2 separate regions of the Homo sapiens genome follow, and region 1 is linked to region 2. The links are chromatin loops, found by intact Hi-C in ENCODE. Cell type or tissue: endothelial cell of umbilical vein. All regions are shown on one strand. Links, peaks and the distances in the headings refer to the core of each region. The heading gives the core; the rest is flanking DNA. Region 1 has its middle 170 kb from the start of MIR12113. Region 2 overlaps CLNK (cytokine dependent hematopoietic cell linker).

Region 1 (12,726 bases), core at 2,927-10,926, 1.4 Mb before region 2:
TTATACTACAAGGCTACAGTAACCAGAACAGCATGGTACTGGTACGAAAACAGATGTATAGACCAGTGAAACAGAACAGAGTCCTCAGAAATAACACCACACATCTATGACCATCTGATCTTTGACAAACCTGACAAATACAAGAAATGAGAAAAGGATTCTCTTTTAATAAATGGTGTTGGGAAAACTGGCTAGCCATATGCAGAAAACTGAAACTGGACCCCTTCCTTACACCTTATACAGAAACTAAAGACTTAAACTTTAGACCTAAAACCATAAAACCCCTAAAAGAAAACCTAGGCAATACCATTCAGGACAGGCATGGACAAAGACTTCATAACTAAAACACCAAAAATAATGGCAAGAAAAGCTAAAATTGACAAATGGGATCTAATTAAACTAAAGAGCTTCTGCACAGCAAAAGAAACTATCAGAGTGAAAAGGCAACGTACAGAATGGGGGAAAATTTTTGCAATCTACCTATCTGACAAAGGGCTAATAACCAGAATCTACAAAAAACTTGAACAAATTTATAAGAAAAAAGAAACAACCCCATCAAAAAGTGGGCAAAGGATATAAACAGACATTGAGGGATGGATAGCATTAGGAGAAATACCTAATGTAGATGACAGGTTGATGAGTGCTGCAAACCACTATGGCACATGTATACTATGTAACAAACCTGCACGTTCTGCACATGTACCCCAGAACTTAAAGTATAATAAAAAAAATTTAAGGACACATAAACTGAAGGAATGGTTGAAGGTCTTCGAAGCAAATGGTAACCAAAAGACAGAAAGGTTAGGCTATACATATATCTCATAAAATAGGCATCAAGTTAAAACTGTCACAAGACATTAAAAAGCATTATTTAATAATAAGGTGAATTTATTAAGATAGCATAAAAATTGTAAATATATATCTTCCTAACATTGAAGCACCTAAATACATAAACATTTATGGACATGAAAAAACATATAGGTAGCAATACAATAATAGTAAGGGATTTCATTACTTCGCTTTCAACAATAAATAGATTGATCAGACATAAAAATAATTTTAAGAATATAGAACTTTAATTACATTTTTGCCCAAATGGACTTAACCGACATATACAGAACTTACCATCCAACAGCAACAGAATACACATTTTTTTTTCTCTAGAGCACATAGAGTACTCTCTAGAATAGACCATATGTTAGACCAATAAACAAGTCTTACCAAATATAGGAAGATTGATGTCAAACACAGTATCATTTCAGATGACAATGGTATGAAACTAGAAATTAATAACAGGATGAAATTTTTAAAAAGTACAAATATATGGAAGTTAAACCACATGTTCCTGGACAACAAATGGGTCAAAGACCTAATCAAAAGGATTTTTCTTTAAATCTTGATACAAACAAGGAAAGTACAACATACCAAAACATATATAACATAACAAAAGCAATTCTAAAAGGAAAGTTTCTGTAACAAATGTGCACATTCAAAAAGAAGAAACATCCCAAGTTGTCTCAAGGAACTAGAGAAAGAACAAACTAAACCCAAAATAAGCAGAAGGAAGAAAAATCATAAAAATCAGAACAGAAATAAATCAAATAGAAAATAGAAAAATCATAGAATCAACAAAAATAAGTTGTCTTTATTTTTATAAAAAATAATTAAAACATACAAACCAAGAGCTAGTCTTAACTAAGAAACAAAAGGGAATACTAAAATAAATTAAATTAAAAATGAATATGAAGAAATTATAATAGATGCCTCAGAAATAAAAAGGACCATGAGGGACTATGGTAAACAATTACATACCAAAAAATTAAACAATTTGGAGAAAATGAATACATTTCTAAAATAGCACAACCTATCCAGATTGAGTGAGGAGAAAATAGCCTGAACAGACCAATAACAAATGAAGAGTTTTAAGAACTAATCAAAAATCTCCCAATAAAGACAAACCAAGGACCAGATGGCTTCACTGTTGAACTCTCCCAAGTAAAAATACTTGGGAATGAACCTAATCACAAAGGGGAAAGACCTGTATGCTGAAAATTATAAAACATTGATGAAAAAATTGGAGAAGACACAAATAAATGGAAAGATACCTCATGTTCATGCACTGAAGGATATTATTAAAACATGCATACTACCCAAAACAATACACAAATTCAATGCAGCCTCTATAAAAATTCCAATGTCGTTCTTTACAGAAATAGAAAAAAAACTCCTAAATTGTTCATGAAAACATAAAAACCCTGAATAGCCAAAACAATTCTGAAAAAGCAAAAGTTGGAACCATCATAATTCCTGATTTAAAATTATAATACAAAGCTACAGTAATCAAAACTTTTTGGCACTGAAATTAGAGAGAGAGAGAGAAACATAAACCAGTGGAGCAAAACATGGAGCACAGAAATAAATCCAAATATTTATGGTCAACTAATTTTTGACAAGGGCACCAAGAGGACACAATAGGAAAAGGATAGTCTTTTCAATAAATGGTGCTATATGCACAAGAATAAAATTGGACCCTTATCTTACAAGATACACAAAAATGAACTCAAAGAAGAGTCCTAAATGTAAGACCATAAACTGCAAAACTCCTAGAAGACAACATAAAGCAAAATATCCTAGATATTGGCCTTGGGAATGGCTTCTTCAATATCATACTAAAAGCTCAGACCACTAAGCAAAAATTAAAAAAAAGGGAATACATCAAACTAAAAATTTCTGCACAGCAAAAGAAATAATAAATAAAATGAAACAGCAGAGTATGAATTGTGAAAAACGAGTTGGAAACTGTGTATCTGATAAAGAATTAATATCCAACATTTGTAAAGAACTCATACAAATAGTAGAAAAACAATTTCATTAAACAATCAGTAAAAGGCCTGAATAGATATTTTTTTCAAAATGTATCTTGAAATGGCCAACAGGTAGATACAAAGGTGGTCAATATAATTAATTATCAGGGAATTGCAAATCAAAACCTCTATGAGATACTGATATGGGAGCAGGGCAAGAAAGTGCTGATAGAAGGAGATTGGGTCCCTGACTAGGGCTCCACCCCCGGGGCCTGTGCCCAGGAACCTAGGTGAGGACAGGCATTTCTGTTTTCCTGCCGAAATGTTGTATTTCCCAAGACCACCCTGGCCTGCCATGCCCCTATTCTGTGCCTATAAAAACCCTGAGACCCTAGCTGGCATGCACACAAGTGACTGAATGTTGAGAGGAACACACGGGCAGAAGAAGACACAAGCAACTGGATGTCGAGAGGAACACACCGGTGTAAGAGCTTACCAACAGTTACGGGCAGATGTCGGCAAGCTGGCAGGCCATCAACCAGTGGAATGATGCAGAGTTTGGCCTGCGTGGTTGGAGGGGAACCTGGCCGCTGAAAGACCCGACTCCAGGCAAAAAGCACTTTCCCACTCCATCTCCCTTCTGTCTCCCCCATCTTCTGAGAGCGACTTCCGCTCCATAAAACCTTGAGCTCATTCTCCAAGCCCACGTGTGATTCCATTCATCCAGTATACCAAAGCAAGAAGCCCTAGGATACAGAAAGTCCTCTATCCTTGCGATAAGGCAGGGGTCTAATTGAGGTAACACAAGCCGCCCACTGACGGCTAAACTGAAAGAGCACCATGTAACACATACCCACTGGGGCTTCAGCTGTGAACATTCACCCGTAGACACTGCCATGGGGTCAGAACCCCACAACCTGCCCATTTTCATGCTCCCACTAGAGGTTTGAGCAGCGGGACACTGAATAAATGAGCCAAACCCCCATCGCGTGCCCTGTGAGGGGGACAAGCAAACTTTTCCCATTTCAATACCACCTCACACTTGTTAGGATGCCTATTTTCAAAAAGTCAAAGATAATAAACCTTTCTCAAGGTGTGGAAAAAAGAAAACTCTTATACATTGTTAATGAGAATGTTTATTGGTACTGCCGTTATGGAAAACAGTGTGAAGGTTTCTGAAGAACTACCAGATGACTCACAAATCCCTCTTCTGGGCATATCTTCTAAAGAAATAAAATCATCTGTACTTTTATGTTTATTGCAGCATTATTCACAATAGCCAAGATATGGAAACGACTATATTATACATAGACAGATAGATAGATAGATAGATAGATAGATAGATAGATAGATCAAGATAGATATATTTCATGTACATATATAAACTATTCTTAAAATGTTAAGAGTTTTTATCGATAAAAGATGTTGAAATTTGTCAAATGGTACTGTTGCATAATTGAGACAAACGTGGTCTTATCCTTTGTTCTGTTAATGTGATGTATTGTGTCAATTGACGTGCATACGTTAAACCAGCCTTGCATACTAGGGATCACTCACACTTGGGGATAAAGTATACACATTTTGATATGTTGGTGGATTTGGTTAATTAATATTTTATTAAGGATTTTTACATACATGTTCATCAGAAAGATAGGCCTGTAGGTTTTGAATTTTTTCTGTTCTATATTTTATCTATACATATATGTAAAATATATACATATATACATATGTATAAAATATACATACATATATAAAATATACATACATATATACATATATACATATATGTATAATATATGATATATAATATGATATACATATATACAATATACATATATGTCTATATGTGCATGTGTATATATATATATGACTATGAAGTATAAGAGTGTGTGTGTACATAAAACTATAGAATATTATTTAGCCCTAAAAAAGAATGAGATCTTGCCATTTGCTACAATATATCCTGGAGAACACTATGTTAAGTGAAATAAACCAGACACAGAAAAATCATACTGTATGATCCCCCTTATACACATAGAATCTTAAAAAAATCATTCATACAGATAGAAAACAAACTAGTTACCATGTGCATGGGTTGGGATGTGGGGAGGAAATGAGGAGAAATAGATCAGAGGATCCAAATATGTAGCATGAACAAATCGAGAGACCTAACATACAACATGGGAATTATAGGCAATAAAATTTTCCTATATTTCTGATTCATGCTAAATGAGTGTGTCATAACTGCTTCTGCAACAAAAGCAAAGAAATGGATAATTATGTGAAGTGACATGTATTTTAATTTGCTTCTCTCTAGTAACCTTTTTACTTTGTATATGTATCCCATAATATCATCTTGTGTACCTTAAATATATATAATAATATTTTCCTTTAAAAAAATACAGTTAGCATTGATGCTGACTTTCTTATTTTGGCTTGCGTAAAGGATCTGTTTCAAGTTGGATAACAGAGTTCCAAAGGGAATGTGTGTTGTTGTGGCTTGGGAGACTATCATTCCTCTTTCTCATAGTGCGTATTCTTAGAATAGTAGTTCTGATTTCTGACCCAAGATATAAGTGATTTGACTCTATCGAGACTTCCTGGTTTGGCTTTGTTCTCGGGTGCATCCTAAGCATTAGAACAGGGACTAGCAGTTAGGGGATACTCAGCAAGTACTGGTTAAAGAAGGGATTGTGGAGTTCGTATTAAAGCTGATGCCCTGATCTCATATTCTGAAGGATTCTTCTAGTAATAGACTAAATAGAGATTCAAGAGGCAAAGCAGTGAGACTTGTCAGAGGAAAACTGTGGAAATAAAGCCAAGATAATCTGCTGACTGGTCAGTGACACAAATAGTGAAGATGTGAAGGGATAGAGAGAAAGACCTTGTAGAGATAGCACTATTGTCTCTGAATTTCTTCCTGACCTTAACACAGCTGCCTCCTCCACTAAAAAATCTATATGTAAGGAATGTTTACATGTTCATTGATCTGCTCTTTCAACCAATGTTTTGTTTTTTTTCTCTTCTTTGCGTTACCTCTAAATTAGACTCTGAGAGCATGCAGTTTATTTGGTGGGTGAAGGGAACACCAGTAGCAGAGGGAGAAAGGGGACAGAGAGGTGGACGTGGCCACTGCCCATTGTCAACGTGAAATCATGGTGGGTGATGGGCTTAAATCCACTGAGGATTTAATCAATGTAATGTCCAGACAAATTCTTATACCCAAAGGCAAATATTTTATTCTTATTCTGTTGTTCATCTCAAAATATGTCTAGCCACTATTTAATATCAGCTTGTAAGGTTTTTTAAAGAAAATCAAATAACAATATTTTTGATATCTCAATGATACCAATATAGAGATGCTCCAAATTTAAATATATAAATCCATGCTCATTAAGAAGTCCCTAGGAACACATTAAATTTCAAAGATTAAATCTCCTTGCAAGTTAAAGCCCAAAGATTTCCAAAACTAAAGAATTAAATCTACAAATTAAATGTTTTCACCTTTTCAGCTAAAAATGCAAAACAATTGAAGTCTTGTTCAGGTTCTTGTTTTGCTTAGATTTAGCCAGAGGGTGGCGTTCCTGATGTCTGAGCTCCCTCTTCTTGACAGGGCTGTAATTCCTTCATAGCACAAGAACTGATATTACCTTACAATCAAATGAGATTATAGTACATATGAAATTATTACAGCACTGAAATCTGACAGCAAAATTTAGAAATAAGATTATCTCCAGATCCAAAAACAAAATTACTTTTCCAGATCTCAGTCTTCGGTGCTGCTAAATACCTAAAAATCAGTGATATTTGTGGGAAAGATAGTAAAAGGAGATTTTTTTTTTCTCTTTTAGTCTTGCCAGGATGTCAGGCAATGTATTTCAGGATTACAAAATTTATAAAGTACAGCCCTTAATTCAGTCTTTAGCAATATCCCAATAAGAAGATGATTTGGACAGAATGCATTTACCATATCAAAGGGGAGGAAGCACCCCATGAACACTGTTTCTCCTGGGGCAGGTGTTGGAAAACTATGGCCCTAAGGAATTACCACTTTTTGGGCTGGGTACGGTGGCTCACACCTGTAATCCCAGCACTTTGGGAGGCCGAGGCAGGTGGATCACCTGAGGTCGGGAGTTCAAGACCAGCCTGGCCAGCATGGTGAAACCCCATCTCTACTAAAAATACAAAAAATTAGCCAGGTGTGGTGGTGGGCGCCATTAATCCCAGCTACTCAGGAGGCTGAGACAGGAGAATTGCTTGAACAGAGGAGGCAGAGGTTGCAGTGAACCGAGATCATGCCATTGTACTCCAGCCTGGGTGACAAGAGTGAAACTCTATCTCAAAAAAACAACAAAAAAAATAGCACTTTTTTGTAAATAAAGCTTCATTAGAACACAATTATACCCATTCATTTACATATTATAGATGGCTGCTTTCTTGGCTTTATAAAGAGACTATATGTTGTGTTAAACCTAAAATATTTAACACCCGGCCTTCACAGAAAGATGTGCTGAACTCTGTCTTAGTAGCCTTAAAAACCTTCTTGCTAAGTTTAGAAAACTGTGATGGCGGGAGCCCAGGTCCCTGGATCAGAAGCTCGGGATCACATATGTTTATTTCCTGGCATGATTATTCAAAACTTATCAGTTTCCATTTCCTTCCATGCCCTGTGTTTCTAAAATCTCATTTCTTCATTGTTCATCAACTCTGGCTAATGGCACAGCCTCTACCGTGTTTGAGGAGTGGTCTCATGCTATGGGAGCAGCTGTCAGAAACTCTGGCTATGGGATAGCATGGGTTCATGAAATTCTCTTGCTCAAGTGTTTTTCAGCTGGAGAATCATGTTCAGCAGATTTCAGTACCGAAGGTGCTAGTGATGTTCCTGAAATGTGTTCCTTTAGCGGCCTAGCAAAGAAGAATGCCTCTTCTACATGTTCTTCAAGGCACTGTCTGCCTTTCCTTTTTGGGTGTTCCGGGCCTCAAGAAGTGTCTCATCCTGCTACATCTTTTATTCTTTTATTCACTAGTGGCTGCAGTTCTCAAGTTGTGCCTCCCTCTGCTGTTCTACTCCTTACCGAGGGCCTGGCTGTGGTTGTAGAATTTGGTCTTTTTCCTTCTGGAACACACATAAGCCTAACACTTTTTGTCTGATCAGAACCTCTACTTTGTTTTTACTTCCCTTTTGCTTACTGCCTTGGATATTTTTGTTTTTATGTATTGCTAAGTTAATACATTCTGAGTTGGCCACATGTACCCAGTGTTCAAATTAATATTGTTTACCACCTTGGGTTAGATAATCCCACTCAGGAGATTCTTCTCCCATTAAATAAACATCTAACCCAGGCCTGGAAAATCTATTATATTCAGCATGGCTTCCCATTAGTATTCTTCATCTTTGCTCTCAGTTCTAATTTCATAAATTTCCCTAGCATCAGGACATAGGCCTTATTTAAGTACCCACTTACAACACCACAGGATCACCTTGAGTTTCACCCTGTAATTCTGTGAAGATTTCTAATTCTAATCAGTCCTTACACAATCTCCACCTTCTTTTAAGTGAGGAATGGGATCAAGGACAGCCAACCTAGTACTGCTTACCAAAATTTGGTACTAATAATTTAAAATGAGGCCCTCATGAGTGTTCTTGAGCAAAAGCAGATGTCAGCCTTCATTTCCTTTTTTTTTTTTTTTTTTGGAGACAGAGTTTCATTCTTGTCCCTCCAGGCTGGAGTGCAATGGTGTGATCTTGGCTCCTTGCAACCAATGATCTTGGCTCATTTTAATTCTCCTGCCTCAGCCTCCTGAGTAGCTGGGATTCAAGGTGCCCCCCACCACGCCTGGCTAACTTTTGAATTTTTAGTAGAGACAGGGTTTCACCATGTTGGCTGGTCTCAAACTCCTGACCTCAGGTGATCCACCCACCTTGGCCTCCCAAAGTGCTGGGATTATAGGTGCGAGTCACCATCCCTGTTTGCCTCCTGTATCTTCTAAGGCCCCAGTGAAACATGTATGTTATAGGCAGTTCCTGAATAATTCAAGGTCTGTAACAGCCTGCACCCTAAAGACCTCACAATAATGACCAAAGTAAGGCTAATTTTGTTTTAGCTAAAATGCTCTTGTAGAAAAAGTGACATACTTTTTAAAACTAGAATATTTTATAGAATGTCAATGAAAAGAGTCAAACTCTGTAAAATATTTGAATAGATTTATTCTGAGCCAAATATGAATAACCATGGTCTGTGACATAGCCCTCAGGAGATGCTGAGAACACGTGTCCGAGGTGGTTGGGATTTTATACATTGTGGGAGGCAGTGGAGGTGTGGGGGAGGGGAGGCTTTCAGGTAGCATTTTAAATTTTCTGTTTGACAATTGGTTGAGTTTTTCTAAACACCTGGGATCAATGTGCTACAGAAAAGTGGTCCGGATCTAGACCCCAAGAGGGGGCTCTTGGATCTCGCACAAGAAAGAATTCAGGGCGAGTCTGCAGTGCAAAGTGAAAGCAAGTTTATTAAGAAAGTAGAGGAATAAAAGAATAGCTACTCCATAGACAGAGCAGCCTTGAGGGCTGCTGGTTGCCCATTTTTATGGTTATTTCTTGATGATATGCCAAACAAGGGGTGGATTATTCGTGCCTCCCCTTTTAGACCATGTAGGGTAACTTCCTGATGTTGCCATGGCATTTGTAAACTGTCAAGGCGCTGGTGGGAGTGTAGCAGTGAGGACGACCAGAGGTCACTCTCATTGCCATTTTGGTTTTGGTGGGTTTTGGCCGGCTCCTTTACTGCAACCTGTTTTATCAGCAAGGTCTTTATGACCTGTGTTTTGTGCTGACCTCCTATCTCATCCTGTGAATTAGAATGCCTCAACCATCTGGGAATGCAGCCCAGTAGGTTTCAGCCTCATTTTACCCAGCTCCTATTTAAAATGGAGTTACTCTAGTTCACACGTATCTGACAATGGTAATTGGAGGTGGGGCCTTTGGGAGATTAGGTTATGAGCACAGAGAATATTTATGAATGGAATTGTTGTATTTATAATAGAGGCTTCAGAGAGCTCCTCACCCCTTCCATTATGTAAGGGCACAGGGTAAAGACAACTGTCAACCAGAAAGTGGTCAGTTACCAGTTATCAAATCTGCAGGTACTTAGAATTCCCAGCTTCTTCCCATTCTCATTCCTGATTCTCGTTCTCTCAGAACTGTGAGAAATAAATCTGTCATGGCCATGCAGACTCTGATACTTGGTTATAAAAGGCTTGAACTGACTAAGACAGATGGGTTAAGTAATACTGCAAAGTCCAGTAGGCATCAAACCCAAGTATTTCCTTAATCTCTGATCCAGTTCTCAAACAGTATGCTGACCCATGTCAATGAAACAGTTCAAAAAGATAAATTATAAGATAGATATTATCTGATAAGATAAATATTATCTATTCAGAAAAATAAATTATATTAATTCACTTTGGATAGTGGAATTACTTTGTGAAACAAAAAATATACACAACTGAAGTTAAATTGGGCAGAACCTGGCACAATCATGACGTACAAGAATTATTTCTTTTTGTTTTTCTCTCTTTTCCACTTTCATTAATTATTCCCCATTCCCCAACTCATAGACCTTGCCAAAAACAAATTTTTGTCCTATATTTCCTCTCAGTGGGTGATACCAAGCCACAAATTTTACAAAATTCCTATCCATGTTTGTTAATTCTACTCCTAATTCATATCCTTCCTTTTGATATAACTAGTATATCATATTAGTTATTACTAGTTTTATATAAACATTAATTTACATAAACTAATATGTTTTATAGTAGTTTCATGTTTTATACTAGTTTTGTATAACCATATTAATTTACATAAATTAATATGGTTATACAAAACTAGTACAAAACATACAACTTTTATGTTTTTTGTCTCCTTCTACCACGTTACTTCAAGTTAATATTATCTATGACCATATACTTGTGATAACTTATCACCTGCAACACCCGTGCAGCAAAATTTATTTTCTATGTTATATCCAAGAAAATATTTAATGATTAGATTATGTTATAACTGCCAGAGGGCTTCTTTCTGCCTGCTGCACAAAGAAAGACCATAGCATTGCAGTAAAAAAAGAATTTAATACACACAAGGCTGGCCTTGCCAAGTGGAAGATGGAGTTTGTACTCAAATCAGTCTCATTCAACACTTGTAGGTTACGGGTTTTTCAAATGCAATTTGGAGGAAGGGGTGGTGGTTGCTAGGCTTGCTACTGATTGACTGGGGCAAAGATGAATCATAGGAGTTCAAAGCTGTCCTCCTGCGTGCTGAATCACTTCTGCGTAAGGCCACAGGAGCAGGCTTGGCAGGTACAGATGGAGCCATGGATGTTAGACATGCAAAAAAAAAACCCTGAAAAGATATCTCAGAAGACTAATCTACTGTAGTGGTTGTTAGGTGCAGGAATGGCTGGCAGTCTATGACTATACCTTAGTAGAATTCAGATTTCTCTCTTCCCTCAGCCTGATAGTCTTTCATTAGCTCTATAAAGGTGGTTGAATTTTGGGGAAGGGCTGTTATCATTTAAACCAGAGCCTAAATGTCTCTCTAGCTTGGTCCAAAATCCCAGGAATAATTAAGGGAAAGGTAAGATGGGGGTAGGGGTGGGTTAGATCACTATACAGTTATTTTTACTGATATGATTTTTGCAAAGGTGGTTTCACTATTATTACCTATATGTTTAGAAATGGTTCAGTGATTGCCGTTTTCTCCCCAGAGTTAAGTCTCAGGACTACCTGGCTCATGTTTAACCCTTAAGCCTGATTATTCGTCTTTTTTTTACATGATTTGTCTTGCAGAAATGAATAAATTAGTGCATTACTTGAAAAGGGCCACATCCAGTAACCTATCTGACTGTTGTTCAACCATAGAGTCTCAGATGAAACATTTTTTGGGGAAGCCTGAAGTTATATTGCAGCTCCCCACCTGTACACATTTTGCGCCTATTTGGTGGTCACTGTAAGGTTAGTTTTTATACAAGATGTCAGGCCATTTCCGTGGAGATGGTGTTACCTAACCCAGGGTTGATGCTGTGAAAGGAAAATAAAAACTTGGGATCCCAATTCACTCTGCCAAAAGAAAAAAATTAACCTGAAAGCTGAGCCATGCAAGAAGCTGCCTTCCCTTTGTTTCTCATCACGTAGAGATAGAAGGTTAAATATCTGCATAGGTAGATACTCTATGTTCACCTTATCTTATGTAAAGTGTCAATTAGTGAGCACCAGATGAATCCATAATTGACTATTCTCCTACCTACTCCTTTTCTCTTGCAATGTATGGATTCAGTAATGTGACCATATCCTCCCTCTTTCTCATCTACCCTGCTTTTCCCCTTTAAATACTGAAACCCTCAAATTTATCTTTAGAGAAGAGCACGGATCTGTCTCCCTGGCATATTCCTTAACCTTGGCAAAATCAACTTCTAAATTGTTTGAGACCTGTGTCATGTACATTTTGGTTTACAATGCAACGTCGCACAGGTCTCAGCAATGGTCCAAACTTCAGAGAAAACATCCACTATAAATAGAATGACCAGGCATCCTTGTTTTCCAGGATAGCCTTGATTTGTACTTAATGTTCCTGCATAAAGAACCCTGTAAACCAACAATAAAATGCTAAGGCCCCCTGGCCTTCTGAATGGACTTTCTTTTTGACCAGGGCAATTTTAAATTTTAACCCAGAGGGACTGGCTCAGGTCATGACGGTTAGTGGGGGTTGACCATTTCCTTTATATTTGTCAGACAGCTGTGAACCAGAGCAACTCCATCTTAAATAGCAGCTGGGTAAAATCAGGCTGAAATCTACTGGGCTGTATTCACAGATGGTTAAGGCATTCTAGTTCACAGGATGAGATAGGAGGTCAGCACAAAATATAGGTCA
Region 2 (12,726 bases), core at 2,541-10,540:
TTATCTACCCTTTGCCTCAGTTCACAAAGATATTAGTTAATAAAAACTTGAACAATAAAATAGAAGAAAATCTACATAGATGACATAATTAAAATAAAGATAAAATGTAAGATCCTTAGGCACACATCACTAAATTCTATAATTAAACTGTTATTTTGCCTCTGAGCTACCTGGTAGTCTAAGCAAAAAGGGAATCAAGCTTCCTTATGTGGTATGAATTTCCCATTACAAGAAACAAACCAGTTCCTCAGAGACAGCAAGAAAAACACATCTTGTAGGATTAAGTTAGTGCTCTGTTTTGTAGCGAATGTTGGCTGATATATGGGTCCCATGACTACAAAAATATGAGCGTTTTGTAAAGCAGACTCCAGTGTAAACTGAGGCCACAACTGCAAAGAGGACTTCAGTGAAAGCAAGGCTCAGAGAGGTTGAGGCTTTTGGGGGTGGGGCAGGTTGTATAGAAGACTTCTCCAATAAGAGTTATTTTCTTTACATCATCCTTTTCTATATTTCCATAATTGATGGTTCCCCATTACCATCCAGAGCTCTAAGGTACCATATCTAGAACAAGGCTGGAAGGGGGGAAATTAATATGAATGCCCCCCCCATTTTAGGATCAGGCATCTTGCTTAAAAATGCTTGCATGATTTATGTGTTTATTACAAAATTCTGTATTTTTGATGCAAACACATTCTCAGATAATTTATTCACTCTCACAAAAATATCATAGAATAAAACATATTGGTTGGTTCAGTAATGGCAGATTTTATGGTGATATTTTTCATCAAGTTGAGCAGTTATAGATTTATGTTAATGTACATTTTATGTCATTTTTCTTGCAATCATATTCTTACATTTATCTGTAAACTGTCAGATTTCAAGAACTTATCATCTTCCCTAAAGCTTGACTTTTTGTTTTTCATTCCTAAAAATAGGTAAAAGTTTATTTGGAGGCAAAGTATTTACAATACAAGTTATGTGTGACGAACCACTAGCATTAACCATAGATCTAGAAGAAATAATCTTATTTTCAGATAGGAATAGCTATAATTTTCAAATACAGCGTGGTTTATTTTTCTAGAGAAACCAAAGCTGAGAATAAAGGAAGCTAAATTGCATTTTCTCTTTGCCGTAGATGTGAACCAAACACAAACTCTAAGCCAATTTCCTTTGAGGTGACAAGCATACCATATACAAGAATGAATTTATAAAGAACTACAATAAGCCTCCAAGAAAAGAAAAAAAAAATTATGCCTAGGCTAGTGAACATGTATATCCAGAAACACGAGCTGATTGAAAAGAAGCAAAGTAGAATTCCACAAAATGCCATCAAAAGACCTTTATACTAGTTTGCTTTTAGACGAGTTTAGATGCTGAAGAAATTAGAATCAGAAATGAGTTTAATCTGGGTCAATTCTCTCATTTTACATAAGGAAGGGAAGTGGCTTGCTCAAGGCCATCAGCAAGTAGTCACAAGACCAGAGCCAAGGTTTATTCCACTATGGTAATGTTGCCAGGGTTTTCTGTGTTTGCTAGTGTATAAAATGTATTCTCCCTCTCATTTCGTAACGAACATCCCATTCATCCAGACTATACAAAGCGCAGTGCCAGAGTGAATTGATAGATGATACTGCTCCCTAGTGGCAGAACTTGGCAACACACAACTTTGCAATAATGATGAGATTGGTTATCTTCTATCCTTTGCAGAAAAAACACGCCCGAGGTTGCAGAATTGATCAGAAATAAATGTAATATTATTCTTCTACCATTTTAGATGTAAATGTGTTTCAGCCACAACCCATGGCTCAAAAGCAACAGAGACATTGATATAATGCTCATTCAAAGTTAACGTTATTAACTTCATGAAATCACTCATTAATTGAACTACAGAACAGTATTTTTTCTCACTACCAAACAAGAAAAATAATAGGCCTCAGAGAAAAGGAAAGGAATATGTAACTGTTTGATATAACAAATTTATTTTCTGATACAGAAATATGAAGTAGCCAGAAACAAGAGACTGAAAAACAAGGTATTTAATAAAAGAAGCTCCAGAAAATTTCTATCCCCCAAATAATAATTCCCTAATGAAGTTTCAGTTCCCCATAGAATTGCAATGTACAAGAACTGCCTTTTACATAAGCAAAGTACGGCCTTCCCCATGAAACCATTTCAAAATGACTTGAAATACACGCATAATGAAAAGCACTTTTTCTTTTCCTTGTAATGTTGGGGTGTTCACTGGAATCAACCATCCCAGTTTGCTCTGGATGGAGGGGTTCTTCAGAAGCAGGACATTCTAAATTAAAAACAGAGACATCTGGGGTAAACTGGGACTAGCGGCCTCTATACCTGCATGTCTTACATGCAAGCCAGCAGAATGGAAGAGTTATTTTGTTAAGTTTTAAAATAGCAGAATCTCCACGATCCAGCCCCTCCTTGTAACTAAGGCACAGCATCCCTTACAGATAATTGAGTGGCCCAAGAGCCTCACCACCTTCCCAGGAAGCACACCCTACCTTTAAGCAGCCCCAGCTCTTTACTTTCAGCTAAGTATAAGGAACAGCAATGTCTTCCTACAACTTCCTCCCATTGGTCCTTGCTGTAAGACACAATGAATGAAGCTCTAAGTAGCTCAAAGTACAGTTATCTGAAACTAATTGTGTGAGATGTTGAGAATCATATTAAATAAAAGAGAAGGCCAAGCGCGGTGGCTCACGCCTGTAATCCCAGCATTTCGGGAGGTCGAGGCAGGCGGATCACGTGAGGTTAGGAGCTTCAGACCAGCCCGGCCAACGTGGTGACACCCTGTCTCTACTAAAAATATAAAAAAATTAGCTGGGCGTGATGGTGTCCACATGTAGTCCCAGCTACGGGGGAGGCTGAGGCAGGAGAATTGCTTGAGCCTGGGAGGCGGAGGTTGCAGCGAGCCAAGATTGCGCCACTGCACTCCAGCCTGGGTGACAGAGCAAGACTCTGTATCAGAAAAAAAAAATAAAATAAAAAAATAAATAAATGGGAAACTCTGGATGCAGTAACCTTGAGAAACACTGAGTTAAACAAAAATAAACAGATCTTTTTACTGACCAAGTTTTTAAGAGCATTGTGGATCTCCAAGAGGGGGATATGGCACGGAGCATTTGTAACTTAAGTGTCCATGGAACCTGCTTTTTCTGGGATCACATTCTTTGGCCCATGCTCCTTAGAACACATTTTAGAAAAACCTAGATCGACTCATATATTAGTTTCAATTCTGGGTTCACAGTACATTTCCTATTCTGAGTAGTTTATCGGGTGTTATAAATGATCCATTGTTTGGGGCGGATATTCCTTAATCTATGAAAGCCACATCTACAGACAGCTTGTGAACGTAAATGCTTCCGCCCCTGCATGCCCCCCCCTCCTCTTCCTGCCAGTCCCTGGGGGAGCGATGAACAGTGATAAGTTTGCCCTCTCTCTTTTCTACTTAGTTTTTCTAATTCCATATCCTACATCACAATGTGAAGAAAAGGCCATTAATAATAAACATGAAATTGGTATAGTAAAAGCTGCTTGTATGGAAGGGACAGAGAAGATTATAATGCAGGATGAAAATGGGTACACATGTAACCGCCCGAGGGGTTCTTCCTGCCCACTGCATAAAGAGAGACCAGGGCACTGCCGTAGAGAAAGAGTTTAATAGACACGAGGCTGGCCACACCACGTGGGAGATGTTCATACACAAATCGTCTCATTCAAAGCTCATAGGTCAGCGGTTTCCAAAGGCAGTTTGGGGGAAGGGATGGGAGGGCAGGTAACAGGTGCTTGCTGCTGATTGATTGGGGTGGAGATGAAATTATAGGGGTTTGAAGCTGTCTTCAAGCAGATGAGTTACTTCTGGGTGAGGCTACAGGAGAGAGGTTGGCACTAAGGTGGAGGCATTGGGTTTAGGTGGAACCATGGGTGTCAGACACGCATGCAAAAAACTGGGAAAGATATCTCCAAAGGCCGATCTACAATAGTGGTGTTATCTGCAGGAATAACTGGGGAAGTTGCATGTCTTATAACCTTGGCAATAGTGGCTGACAATCGTTTATGTCTGCGCCTTAGCTGGACTCAGGCTGTTCTTGTCCCCCCAGCCTGATGGCTTCCCATTAGCTTTACAAAAGTGGTTGAGTTTGGGGCAAGTCCTATTATCATTTAAACTATAGCCTGAATGTGTTCCAAAGGTAGCTTTGCCCAATAGCCCAGGAGTAATTAAGGAAAAGATAAGATGGGGAGTGAGTTAGCTTGGCTTACTATTAATATTATAATTCTCGGCCGGGCGTGGTGGCTCACACCTGTAATCCCAACACTTTGGGAGGCTGAGGTGGGCAGATCAGGAGGTCAGGAGATCGAGACCATCCTGGCTAACACGGTGAAACTCCATCTCTACTAAAAAATAAAAAAGCACAAAAAATTAGCCCAGCGTTCTGACGCGCACCTGTAATCCCAGCTACTTGGGAGGATGAGGCAAGAGAATTGCTTGAACCTGGGAGGCAGAGGTTGCAGTGAGACGACATCATGCCCCTACACTCCAGCCTGGACGACAGAGTGAGACTCAGTCTCAAAAAAAAAAAAAAAAATTACAATTCTCTCACTGATATAATCTTTGCAAAGGCAGTTTTACATAGAGGGGAAATATAGCTTATTTCATCATAATTCAACCAATAATATTTAGTACCTCCTATGTGCTCAACACTAGGGCTGGCTATTTAGTTGTTCAATAAGCCCGTAAGCCCCATAATAAGCTCTCTGAACAGAACATTATACTTATGTTTTATTTCTGATTGTATTTCATAGTTATTTCTGATTGTATTTCATAGTGTTATTGCATGATTGTATTTCATAGTTAAAGGGTATTACAGGAGGGGGTGGTGGCTCATGCCTGTAACCCCAGCACTTTTGGAGGCTGAGGCCAGTGGATCACTTGAGCCCAGGAGTTTCGAGACAACTCAGGAGCCTGGGCAACATGGTAAAACCCCAACTCTACTAAAAAAAAATATATATATATACAAAAAAATTAGCCGGGCATGGTGGTGCACACCTGTAATCCCAGCTACTTGGGAGACTGAGGCAGGAAAATCGCTGGAACCAAGGAGGCAGAGGTTGCAGTGAGCCAAGACCACACCACTGCACTCCAGCGTGGGCAACGGAGCGAGACTTGGTCTCAAAAAAAGTGGGGGGGTGGTCTTGCATATATTTACCACAAATTGAACAGTAGCTAAGTGAAAAACAAATACAGAAGTCCTCCTTATCCTCAGTTTCACTTTCCACAGTTTCAGTTACCCATGCTCAACCAAGGTCTGAAAATATCAAGTGGAAAATTCCAGAAATACATAATTCATAAATGTTAACTCGCATGCTGTTTCTGAGCGGCACGATGAAATCCTGAGCAGTCTCACTCGAATCATTTCTTTGTCCAGTGTTTCTGTTGCGCTGTGTCCATTATCCACCGGTTAATTGCTGAGCAGTCATCTCGCCCACCAGATTCGCTGCGTGGAATCTCAGTGCTTAGGTTCAAGTCACCCTTATTTTACCTAATAATGGTCCAAAAGCGCAAGAGCAGTGATGCTGACAGTTCTGATTTGCCAAAGAGAAGATGTAAAGTGATTCCTTTAAGTGAAAAGGTGGAAGTTCTCAACTTGAAAAGGAAAGAAAAAATATTGTATGCTGAGGTTACTGGGATCGACAATAAAAATGAATCTTCTATCCGTGAAATTGGGAAGAAGGAAAAAAAAGTGTGCTTGTTTTGCTGTCACATATCACCTTTATCATAGGTCTGTATATTTAGGAAAAGCATAGGATATATAGGGTTTATTACTATCCTCAGTTTCAGACATCCATCGTGAGTCTTGGAACATTTTGCCTTAGGATAAGTGGAGGGCTGCTGTAACTTAAGTGTATGTTTATGTAATTTTTTATTTATTTATTTTTTTTGAGACAGAGTCTCCCTGTGCCGCCCAGGCTGGAGTGCAGTGGCGCGATCTTGGCTCACTGCAAGCTCCGCCTCCCGGGTTCACACCATTCTCCTGCCTCAGCCTCCCGAGTAGCTGGGACTACAGGCGCCCGCCACCACGCCCGGCTAATTGTGTTGTATTTTTTAGTAGAGACAGGGTTTCACCATGTTAGCCAGGATGGTCTCGATCTCCCGACCTCGTCATCCGCCCGCCTCGGCCTCCCAAAGTGCTGGGATTACAGGCTTGAGCCACCGCGCCTGGCCTATGTAATGTATTTTTAATAATGGCTGTATGTAAAGCCAGTTCACAGAATTTCTGAAAGTTTAACAACCATCCATTGCAAGCTGGCAGCAGCCACTCCAAAGAACAATCCCTTAACTCTTTTTCCTTCTTCAAGAGGTCTTACTTTAACCCTCCCAGAACACGGTGATATTGACAATGTCTTCATGGTTTCACCATAATAAGTTGTGGTGGAAACAGTCAAACCAAGGTCCATCGGATTCTGCAACCATGCTATGCCCACCTCAGTACATTACCTACCCAAAAGCAGTAACTTTGTGAGATCTGTCCTGAGACTGCAAAGCCAATGAGTCTCTGGGCAAATGGTGCTAATTACACGTTATGACCACCAGGTGGAGAGCATGCCTGGCTTCTCCAAGAGAAAACTGGAGATGGGAAAGACTTTGAACAACTGTTTGGGTCCTCTTGTTTGACAGAGAACTTTTCCTAGCATTTTAGAATATTTGTGTACTTCATTAGGGAGGTAAATTCCCGTTTTCCCTCTAATTTTTCATACTATAATAATAGTAGTAACTGCAGCTGTGCATTAAGAACCATGCCTTGAAGTGCATCAATTCATTTATTCCACACATGAATTTCCATGAAGTATAAATAAGCACTCCTTACTTCTCCAGATGGGGAAATTCATTCACTCCTCAATCCATTTGTTTATTTCATAAACATTCATTAAGCACGTGCCATGATCCTGCCCATAGTATGAACAGGATCAAGATTCAATCTTAACAAATTCAGTTCCAAAGCTCACCCTCCTTTAAATATCACAAATACTTGATTTATTATTGCTTTATTAAATAAGGCCCCCAAATTTTAAGAAGCTTTCTGGAATTTATCTGAATTACCATCAAAGCTGTATAATGGTAGACAAGTTACTTTGCTTGTTCAATCCAGTTTTTTTCACCTGCAAAGTTCCTTAAGTTCACCTTAACCTCTTACTTTGAAGGATTTTGGTTAGCTAAGCAATGATTAAGTGAAGCTCATGGTATCAGCACTTGCCAGTCGGCATATTTGATGCGGCTGAAATCCCCGTGGATTTTTGTAACTATTGCCGATATTATACTACACAAAAATCTTAAAAGGGAGGGAGGAATACTAAGTGAGGCTAGAAAAAATAATCCTACATTATAATGAAGACACAGGACACATGGACAGTGTATCATAAAGATTCACCCTGAGTAACACAAAAGACCCTGAGTGGCCAAGGCAATCTTGAGTAAAAGGAACAAGGCTGGAGCCATCACACTTCCTGATTTCAAATTACATGACAGGGCTGTCGTGGTCAGTGGTACACCAAACATGCACACAAGTAAGGCAGAGTGCAGAGCCCAGAAATAAATGCATGCATTGATTAAACTAATTTTTGATGAAGGCATCAGGAATACACAATGGAGACAAGATGGTCTCTTCAAATAGTGGAGAGACTAGATATTAATGTGCAGAAGAACAGGGCAGGACCTGTTCCTCTGCACAGGGCAGGACCACGTTCCTCACACCATGCAAGGAAATCAATTTGGGGTGGATTAAATCAACTTGGGGTATACCCAAAACTACAGAACTCCTAGAAGAAAACATAGGGAAAAGATCCTTGGCATTGTATCTTGCCAATGACTTTTTGGGTATGAGACCAAAAGGACAGGCAGCAAAAGCACAAATAAACAAGTAGGGCTACATCAAACTAAAAAGCTTCTCCACAGCAAAGGAAAGAATCAACGGAGTAGAAAGGCAAACTACAAAATGGGAGAAAATATTTGCAAACTATATACCTGATAAGGGTTAATGTTCAATATAGACAAGGAACTGATACAACTGAAGAGCTAAAAAATGAGTGACCTTATTGGAAGATGTCCAAAGGATCTGGGTGGACATTTCTCCAGGGAGGAAATACAGGTAGCCAACACATATATAGGAAGTGGTTCTCAGCATCACTGGTCATGAAGGAAATGCAACTCAGAGCCACAGTGAAATATCACCTCACACCTCTTAGGATGACTATTACTTAAAAAACACACACAAAAAACAAAAGATGGCAAGTGTTGGCAAGAATATGGAGAAAAGCGATCCCTTGCACACAGTTGGTGAGAATGTAAATTGGTACAGCCATTATTGAAAACAGAATGGAGTTTCCTCTAAAAAATTAAAAATAGACATACCTTATGGTTCACGAATCCAACTTTTGAGTATATACCCAAAGAATTGAAAACAGGATCTTGAAGAGCTCTCAGCACTCTGTTCATGGCAGCATTATTCACAGTAGCCAAGATATGGAAACAGCATAAGGGTCCATAGACAGATGAATGGATCAAAAAATTGTGGTATATACACACAATGGAGTATTTTTCAGCCTTAAGGGGAAGGAAATTTTTCCATTTATGACAATACTGATGGACTTGGAGGGCATTATGTTGGGCCAAAACAAGTCAGACGCAGAAAAATGATGCTGTAGAATCTCACTTACTTGTGGAACCTAACACAGTCAAACTCATAGAAGCAAAGAGTAGAATGGTGGCTGCCAGGAGCAAGGAGGAGGGAGACATAGGAAGGTGATGCTTAAAGGGGACAAAGTTTCAGTTATGGTGCACAAATAAATTCTGGAGACCCACTCTACCACATAGTGCCTACAGCTGATGACACTGTACTGTGTACTTAAAGTTTGCTAAGAGGATAGATATTATGCTAAGTGTTCTTACCAAAAAAAGAAAATAAAATAAAGTAACAATAACAAAAAGGGCAGGAGTCAACTTTGGTAAGTGACAGATATGTTTATGGCCTTGACGGTGGTGTTGATTTCATGGATATGTACTTATCCCCAAATTCAATCTTAATGTGTACAGTAAATATGTAAAGCTCTTCTATGTCAGTGATACCTTAATGAGGTGGTTTAAAAAAGATTCACCACAGTTAAGGCAAAGTTTTTGCGCCATTGTACAAGACCCCATGTGATCTGGGCACTCTCCCACCTCTGCCATCACCTATCTGGGCTTACCTCCTCCTCGTGCTCATCCCACCTGCTATAATTCAAGTGTCCCTTCCAAATCTCATGTTGAAACTTTGTCCCCAATATAGCAGTATTGACAGGTGAGGCATAAAGGGGTAATTGGATCATGAGTGCTCTGCCCTCATGGATGAATTAGTCCATTAATGGATTAATGGGTTAATGGGTTAATAGATGAATGGATTGTCATGGAAGGGGAACTGGTGGCTTTATAAGAAAAGACACCTGAGCCAGCATACTCAGTCGCCTTACCATCTGATCCCCTGCACTGCCTCAGGACTCTGCAGTAAGTCCCCTTCAGCAAGAAGGCTCTCACCAGATGCATCCCCTAAACCTTGGTTTTCTTAGCCTCCACAACTGAAAGAAATAAATTCCTTTTGCATATAAATCATCACCTAGTTTCCATTATTCTGTCTTAAGCAACAAAAAAAAACAGACTAACACAGAAAATTGGTGTCAAGAAGTGGAGTGTTGCTGATAATGAATACCTGAAAATGTGGAAAGCAGCTTTGGAACTGAGTAATGGGCAAAAGTAGAAGAATTTGTAGGAGCAGGATAGAAAATGTTTAAATTCTGGCGAAAGCTTAGAAGACAAGAAGGCTAAGTAAAGTTTGGAACTTCTTAGTGATTAGATAGGTGGTTGTGACAAGAATGCTGATAGAAATATAGACAGTAAAGGCCATTCTGATGAGGTTTGAGGTAGAACTGAGGAGCAAGATATTGAAAACTGGAATAAAGACCATTCTTGTTATAAATTGGCAAAGAACTTGAATGAATTGTCTCTATGCCTGAGGGTTTTGAGGAAGGCCAAACTTGAGAGTGATAAACTAGGATATCTAGCAGAAGAAAATTCTAAGCAAAATATAGAAGGAGCTGCAGGGTTATTTTGGCAACTTACATTGATATTTCAGAGCAGAGAAATAATTTACAGAATTTTTAATTAAAAGAGAAGTAGAGTGGATAAATTTGGAAAACTCAGCCTGGCCACATAGAGAAAAAGTCTTCAGAGGAGAAAACCAAGGGTATATCCCAGTGACCATTTGCTAAAGAGATTAACAGGGATAGAAGTGGGCTAGATGCTATCCCTCAAGACAATGGAGGAAGGACCCCAAAGGTGTTTCACAGATCTTGAGGCTGCCCTCTTATCACAGGCCTAGAGTTCTAGGATGGAAGAAAGGTTTCAGGGGATAGGACTGGGGCGCTGTCTACCAGCTCACTGCCCACAGCTACCCTGGGACTCTGCTTCCTACACTGCAGCACAGCACTTCATGGCTGCCCGGCTCAAGCAACCCCAGTTGAGGCCCTTGTACTGAAGCTCTGCAAGGTACAAGTTTTAAACCTTGGCAGTATCTGTGTGGTGCTAATTCTGCAGGCTTGCAGAAAGCAAGAGCTGTGGAGGCTCAGCAACCTCCAACCAGATTTCAAAAGACGTCAAAGGCCTGAGGACCCAATCAGAGACTTGTCACAGGAGTGGAGACATGCAAAAAGCCCCCACTAAAGCTATACAAAGCAGATATGTGGTGTTGAAGCTAATGGAGTCCCCACCAGGGCAATGCCTAATGGAGCCATAGGAGCAAGGCCACTGCAGAAAATCCCCACTATGGTAATGGGAGTGAGCCTGCCACCAAGACCCTTGAGCTGTACAGCTACTGGTGTGCATTGCCAACCTGGGAGAGCTGGGTGGACTAAGCACAACCAAGCTATAGGGGTGGGGTGTCCCGAGGCCTTGGAGGCCCTAACTCTTGCTCCAGTGTGCACAGAATGCCAGACGTGGAATCAAAAAAAAATTATTCTGGAACCTTAGGACCCAAATTCTTCTTTCTTGGGTTTCAGTCTTGGGTGGGGCCTGTTATCCCTTTCTTCTTGCCTCTTTCTCCCTTTTAGAATAGGAATGTGTACCTTATGCTTGCCCCACAATTGCATCTTGGAAGTAGATAATTTGTTTTGATTTCACAGGCTCACAGAGGAGACTCTGAACTTTGGACTTTTGAGTTGGTAGTGGAATGAGTTAAGAATTTGGGGCTACAAGGAGGAATGAATATATTTGTATGTGAGGACATGCATTTCGGTGAACCAGGGGTGGAATGCTGGTTTGAATGTCCCCTCCAAAACTCATGCTGAAACTTCATCCCCAGTGTGGCAGTATTGAGAGGTGAGACCTTTAAGAGGTGATTGTATGATGAGGACTCTGTCCTCATAAATAGATCAATCCATTCACAGATTAATGAATTAATGGGTTATTGAGTTCTGATGGAAGGAAAACCGGTGGCTTTATGAGGAAAGGAAGAGGGACCTGAGCTAGCACATTAGCACAGTCAGCCTCCTCGCCATGTGCTGTCCTGCACCGTCTTAGTACACCTCAGAGTCACCACCCGCAAGAAGGCTCTCACCACATGCCCCTCTTTGTTCCTGGACTTACTTAATTTCTAGAAAATCACCTAATTTCAAGTATTCTGTTTTAAGCAACAGAAAAATGAACTGACACCACCTGAGGACTTTTGCCCTTGCTGTTTCCTCTGTCAGGAATCCCCTTCCCAAGATATCCACAGGACATGCTCCCTCGCTGTCCTCAGGCCTCTGATTTCATCCCCTAACCACAGATGCCTCCTCAGACCAGCCTAAAACACAGTAGCCCCAGCTCCTACTCTCCGCACCGTGCTGTCCTCCAATCTGCTTTATTTTCTGCATAGTGCTTGTCATCACCCATGAACGTTTATTTATACTTTTGTTTATGTATCTCCTAACTCCTGCCACTGAATGTAAGCTTCATGGGAATAGCAACTTTATTTGTTGGTGTTATACCCCCCAACACCTACATCAATGCATATATTAAAAATGAGTCCATACCTAACACATACTATGTGCTCAATAATAAATCAATGAAATAAAAGAAGATAGATGTCCTATTCTAAACTCACAACCCCTGAAGAAAACTGGGTAGATATCTTGAAAACCACAAAGGGAATTTTCCTATTAAATTACAGGAACTCAGTCTCTTTATTGAATTCTTTTTCCAGTGAATTGAATTGATCCCCAATAGATAGAGTGAAAAAAGACCTCTTGGAAAGCCAACATCTAGTTTTGCAGGGAAAGTCATCAACACAGGCAGCAAGATGGTCCACCAGGGAGCTCTGGAGGTGAAGCCAATAAACAATAAGATGAAAGGAAATTAATTTTATGTTTTATAATTTTGTCCCTTAAGCAAGCATTATGTGGCCTAAGCTTTTTTGTGATTTCCTTGAAATAGTCAAAGATCTAATGTTAACCAGATTGCTGCTGTTGTTGAAGTAGATCCTGGGTCATATTTTGTGTTTTCACAATGCCAAGGACATCAGTTATTTCTGTGTGCAATCAGTGTTTGGAATTCATATAAAGAAGTGAATCCTACCTATTTCAAAAGTGTTTTTCAAAAATGAAAACAGAAAGGAAGAATGGTAATTTTATTCTTATTCTTTGAAG

Evidence for each region. A loop is a pair of places that touch in the nucleus more often than their neighbours do. Peaks named below come from ENCODE experiments on the same cell type or tissue, not always from the same donor. Only the 100,000 strongest peaks of a DNase experiment are listed, where the experiment ranks them.
Region 1: a loop joins it to region 2, with 4 times the contacts of the local background. A loop is called at or near these places in 5 of 110 quality-filtered maps.

What each region holds. Positions count from the first base shown.
Region 1 is chr4:11,947,949-11,960,674 of GRCh38, reverse strand. No RefSeq gene overlaps it. Among named protein-coding and RNA genes, the nearest start is that of MIR12113, 170 kb to the right of the region's middle. In endothelial cell of umbilical vein, for the core only: a CTCF peak has its summit at 6,378 (motif pointing right); a DNase peak (open chromatin) is centred at 6,394.
Region 2 is chr4:10,543,727-10,556,452 of GRCh38, reverse strand. The region is part of intron 8 of CLNK (cytokine dependent hematopoietic cell linker); the gene reads left to right. Among named protein-coding and RNA genes, the nearest start is that of ZNF518B, 93 kb to the right of the region's middle. In endothelial cell of umbilical vein, for the core only: a CTCF peak has its summit at 6,602 (motif pointing right); a DNase peak (open chromatin) is centred at 6,602; H3K27me3 peaks cover 1,801 bases.